Linked DNA regions of Homo sapiens: region 2 is linked to region 1. Evidence: read pairs that join two places in POLR2A ChIA-PET (ENCODE). Cell type or tissue: OCI-LY7. All regions are shown on one strand. Each heading gives the region's core, and the rest is flanking DNA. Links, peaks and the distances in the headings are about the cores only.

What was found. Peaks named below come from ENCODE experiments on the same cell type or tissue, not always from the same donor. Only the 100,000 strongest peaks of a DNase experiment are listed, where the experiment ranks them.
Region 2: POLR2A ChIA-PET joins it to region 1 with 5 read pairs; 18 of 35 experiments call an interaction of 5 or more read pairs at or near these places.

Annotation. Positions count from the first base shown.
Region 1 is chr4:99,803,412-99,806,334 of GRCh38, forward strand. No RefSeq gene overlaps it. Among named protein-coding and RNA genes, the nearest start is that of DAPP1, 12 kb to the right of the region's middle. In OCI-LY7, for the core only: no CTCF peak of the experiment used is centred there; a DNase peak (open chromatin) is centred at 1,280.
Region 2 is chr4:99,553,350-99,556,272 of GRCh38, forward strand. It overlaps TRMT10A (tRNA methyltransferase 10A), which reads right to left. Exons shown (of 8, transcript NM_001134665.3): 5 at 2,797-2,871; 6 at 436-585. Among named protein-coding and RNA genes, the nearest start is that of TRMT10A, 9.2 kb to the right of the region's middle. In OCI-LY7, for the core only: no CTCF peak of the experiment used is centred there; no DNase peak of the experiment used is centred there.

The DNA of each region.
Region 1 (2,923 bases), core at 334-2,833:
ATAGTTCCCCAGGTTTCAATTCATTCTCTCCAGCTAAATTCCTACCTTTAAACATAATCCTCAATAAACAAATAGCTTTTTTTTTTTTTGCCACTATTTTGCCCTATTTTTGTTTGACCATTTTGTTTCAATCTAATTCTACTCTTTTGTATTTTTGTCCTAAAAACTTTTAAACAAAGATTTTTCTCTGACACTTTCAAATTTCCTGAAGCTGGGCAGGCAGGCTCATGTGGCTTGTATTTTGTTTATGTGCTTTTACAATTCTAATTATAACCCTTTGGGGAGCCGTTCTGCAAAGGGCTGTCTGTATAAAGGAAGAGCTGGATGTGTGACCCTCATGTTGGCAAGAATTGATCATACATGTCACTTGGGGCTGGATGCAGCTGCCACAGCTAATGCTCAAATAACCCCGGGACAAAGACTCACCCCAGTACATTGTTACATTTTATTGAGTGCTTAGGAGAAGATCTGATTAAAGCAAGGTGAATGTAGTGCTGTTAGAAATTAGCTGTCTCTCCAAGTTGATTTAGGGACACCAAAGTGTCCCTCAAAATAATCCCCTATCTTGTTCTCTGAAAATGGTCCAAGTCTTTTATTCTATAATTAAAATGTCAAGTTTGGAATCTAAAAATCCCCGCTAACATCATACTGAGCCACCTTTTAAGAAGAGTGTTACCGATGGGTCAGGGAACTGCAATCAGGAGACAGCAAACCGTCAAGCCCCTCAGAAGGAACAGCTTTGCAGTAGGGAATGTATTTGCACATTTTGTTACTGGGCTAGTCCAATGAAGATAAAATGAATTTTCTCATTAAGAGAGCCATGAAGGAGCCTCAGGAATGCTTCTCCTCTCCCATCCCACCACCCCCATTTCACTATAGAGCCTGGAAGCTACCATAAACTATCATCCTTTTAGATTACGAACTACCTTTTGTCCCTCAGTGCCTATTTTTTGTCATTGTTTGCAAATATAGGTGGGGGGTTGGGGGGGCAAGGAGCACATCAGGGGTGCTCCCATACCCTTGCTTCTTAAAGTGGCCCAAGCAGAATCAACATCACATGGATGCTTTTGTCAGCGAGGCAGGTCTCAGGCCCCACCTCAGACCTATTGAATCAGAATCTGTTTTAACAACATCCCCGGATGATGTATATGCACATTAAAGTTTAAGAAGCACTGGCCACAGCTTAGAGTAGATTTATTCATTTTTTGGTTTGCACGTTGGGAAGATGATGTATCTTTTCTGGATATTGAAAGAGGATGTGAGAACACAAGAAACTGCAGCAGGCCAGGTGCAGTGGCTTATGCCTGCATGACCAGCACTTTGGGAAGCTAAGGCAGGAGGATTGCTTGAATCCAGCAGTATGAGACTAGCCTGGGCAACATAGCGAGGCCTTGTCTCTACAAAAATTTTTATTGTTTAATTTTATGAAACAATTAGCCAGGTATGATGGTGTGCATCTGTAGTCCCAGCTAATCAAGACGCTGAGGTGGGAGGATGCTTGATAGTGGGAGGTTGCTTGATCCTGGGAGGTTGAGGTTGCAGTGAGCTGTGAATGTGCCACTTCACTGAGACCCTATCTCAAAAAGGCAAGGCAAGGCAAGGCAAGGTAAGCAAGGCAAGGCACTGCATCCTATTCTATATCTTGGTAGATTTACTTGAATATTCCCCAAGGCCCATCAGCTTGTCCATCCTAGGCAAAGTCATTATTTGTTCGTATAGTTGCTGGATTAATACCCTCCACCTGCTAGTGGCCGGGTCTCAGTCCTTCCCATTCTTGTGTCTAAAAGTCTCCAGGAAAAAAGGGGGGAGTCTCTCACACACAGTCGGCCTCTGCCTGCAGCTCTGCTCACCTGCTGCTCTAGCTGTTGCTTTGTTCTTGGGGCAGCCTCTGCTTCAGTTCTCTGAGGCGTTAATGCTGCTGCATCACAGTCTCCAACCACCCAAATAGTAAGAGGACACATCCCCAACCTTCATGACCCAGGGCAGTTGCATGGTAAACTGATGTCACCTAGAGTTCTTTGCCATCTGCTTAATGGTCTCCAATGCTCACCTCCCTTTCAGGTGACAGCATTTCTCTTCAAATGACCATCTTTATGCTGGACAGGAGGCCAGGGAGTGAGAAATTTGAGAGAAGAAAAAGTGCAGATGGTGGGAAGTAGTGGCCAGAAGGCAAAGCTGGTCACCAAGTAGTGAGTGCTCTGTGGCGGAATTGAAGAGATTCAGCTCAGAGTCTGCCATTGATTTATTTCTTTTTAGATTCTTTTAGAGACAGGATCTCACTCTGTCATTCAGGCTGGAGTGCAATGGTGCAACCGTAGCTCACTGCAGCCTCAAACTCCTTGGCTAACATGATCCTACTGCCTCAGCCACTGAGCAGCAGGAACTATAGGCATGTGCCACCATACCTGGCTAATTTTTTAAAGCTTTTTCTAGAGGCAGGCTGTCTTTGCTATTTTGCTCAGGCTGGTCTTGAATTCCTTGCTTCAAGCAATCCTCCCACGTTGGGCTCCCAAACTGCTAGGATTGCAGGCATAAGCCACCATGCTTGGCTATGTCTGCTATTTAATGTTAAGTTTTTATGTAAGCTGTGTTATAATGCAAACTTTCCTCCATTTCTCTAAGCAAAACTTTAGTCAAGTCTGCTATCCTTGACCGTTTGACAAGACAGCTGCACTTAGAGGCACCATGTCTACTGTTTGGTCAGGTGGTACAGAGAGAAGAGAACAACCTCACAAGGCACGCTGGCTGACTGGCTCAGTGGCTTAGATGTCAATGGAAGCAGGAAGTAAGAGGAACAGAAACTATGATATTGTAAGCCCCCAGAATTCATGGAAATCTCACTGGATTGTCAGATCACTGGATTGGCCACAGCATGTGAGATAGGGAAGCCTGGAGGGGATATTCTTTTCATTAATTAAAGGAA
Region 2 (2,923 bases), core at 173-2,672, 250 kb before region 1:
ATAATAGAAAAAACATCCCATGAAAATAACATATTTAAAAACTAGTTTAAGTTCCAATGGCTTAGCAATTGATTAGCAGCAGAATCTTCTATCAGTAAAGCATAGACAGCATTTAAGCATGTGGACTCCAGAGCAATCAGCCTGGTTTCAAATAGCTGCTTTGTCACCTACTACTGTTGATTTTAGACTTAATTTCTCTGTGCCATGAATTCCTTACTTGTGGAACGTAAATAATAATAGCACTAATCTCACTGGGTTGAGTGAAGATTAAGCAAGCTAACTTATGTGAAATACTTTGCTTAGCTCAGAAGGTGACTGACATATAGTAGGCACTCAATAAAGATGAGCTATCATTAGTATTATTGTTACTTTCAGGAAATGGTGATATATCAATTTTAAGAACAAGCAAAAGCAAAAATAAAAATTTAATAGTACCTTGTGATGGTTGTGATCTACTAATCCTCCAATCACATAGGCCTTTGATTCATCTAATTCCTTCAGTATATTAGGTGAATCTGACGTAAGGTAAATCAGGTCTTCTTTCTTTATGAGTTCACTATAGTGCTCTGGTTTGATATGGATATCCTTTAAGACAACAGGGAAAGAGGTTACTAATTAATAAGACCTTATGAAAGTTGGCTAAAAATGATTATTCTCTTTTCCCAAAACAAATCCATTCAAAAATATATGAAACAAAGTTTGAAATAATATAATTACAATGCATTATTTTGAATTTACTACATCAATTTCTTATATCTCACACTTTGATCATTTAAATAGCCTCTTAATTTTATTTCCTCCTTGTTGGCCTCAGACCCCTCCAACCTACTTCCACACACTGATAGCAGGCTCATTTTCTAAAAACACTACTTTCAATGTTTTATCTTTTTCTGTGGGATAAAATCTGAAATCCTTAATTTAAAAACTCTTTCCTGAATATGGCAGTAATCTACTTTTCCAACTTTATTTCTGTTCCAACAAAACAAACGCATTTTTACTGCCACATATTTGCTCACATTGTTCTATGACCAAAGAATGCCTTCTCCAATTACTTCCTCTCCATCTACATGAATCATGAAAGGGAAATAGCTGGCCACGTGCGGTGGCTCATGCCTGTAATCCCAGCACTTTGGAAGGCTGAGGCAGGTGGATCACAAGGTCAGGAGTTCGAGACCAGCCTGGCCAACATGGTGAAACCCTGTCTCTACTAAAAATACAAAAATTAGCTGGGTGTGGTGGCGGGCTCCTGTAATCCCAGCTACTCGGGAGGCTGAGGCTGGAGAATTGTTTGAATCCCGGAGGCAGAGGTTGCAGTGAGCCGAGATTGCACCATTGCACTCCAGCCTGGGTGACAGTGCAAGCGACTACGTTTCAAAAAAAAAAAAAAAAAAAGAAAGAAAAAAAGAAAAGGAAATAGTTTATAGATTTAATTAATTCCATGTATCTGTTTCTACAAAGAGACACACATTTGAAAACTTCTTCACCAAAATTGTCAGGTCACAGGTACAAAATTGAACAATAGCTGGCAGTCATGATTTTGTAAGCCACATTGACTGCATAAAAGATGTATCACCAGGCTCAGATGACATTTATCCATAATTTTTAATGAAACCAAGAATGAGGCAAAAGAACTCTCTCCTAAAATGTATAATTAATAAATAGCCAGTTTTCTGGAAAATGTTATATTACAAATTTAAGGCCCCAAGAGGAACCTGATTAATTAGAGACCAATGAATCTCAAGTCTCTCTGGAAAGGTGATGGTATAAATGATAAATTTAACAAGTCGCAAAATAACTGAAAACATGCCTCTTTTAATTTATTACACTAGTTCTTGGAAAAATGGGCACAAATACAGGATTTGGTAAATATACTGTACTTAAAAACTTAAAAGCCTTTGAAAATGTTTCATATCATAGGCTATTAATAAAATAAATGCCTTTGTTATGGAATTAGTGAGTGTGAAAGGGAAAGTGTGTCACTGAGAGAACTGACTTTGAGAAAGAAAAAAGGTATAGGGATAACCCAGTACTTCCCTAAATAGGATCAAGTTCCTCAGGGACTGGTACCAAGGCCAATCTATTTAGTCACCTTTACCAATGACTGAGAACAATTTGGTCCAATAGAAAAAACTGTGAGGCCACATAGGCAATTTTAAATATTCTAGTATCCAAATTTTAAAAAGTGAAAATAGGTGAAATTAATTTTAACAATTTATTTTATTAATACAGTATACCCAAAAGTTTATCATTTAAACATATAATAAATATTTTAAAAATTACCTAGGAGATATTCACATTCTTTCTCTTTTGTGGTACTGAGTCTTTGAAATCCAGTATGTATTTCACATTCATAGCACATCTCAATTCACAATTCAGACTGTCACATTTCAAGTTCAATAGCCACATGTGGATAGTGGCCAGCACAGAGTAAGAAGAAACAGAATGCAGGCACACTTCCAAAATTTAGAGTGACTTCATTTTTATAGGTAACATATAATGTATAGCTAGTATGTTAGGGAGAAATGATATAAAGGCCCTTAAAATTATTTCTTTTTAAAAATACGTTTTAAAAGTTGACCATAAAATAGGGAAGATTTAATGAGAACAAATACAAGCTACCAGATGTCTCACTCCCTTCTTCAGCATCTCTGATTTGTAATCTTAGACTTAGGTTCAGAGATTGCATCTGGAGATTGTTGTATTAAGTAGCATTATATAGAATTTAGGTACAAAATGTAGACCTTTAGAAACATAAAAATACTTGGAATTATGTGAGAGTTTATCTGTTTTAATTACCTTCCAGTTGACCCATCCTTTGTCATTTTCATCCATGTTCTTTTTCAGCTGGCCTCCGTGGCTTGTCAAGTAAAACTGATAAAAGATTTGTAAGTATAGAAAAAGAGAACAAATGACCATTTAAGTC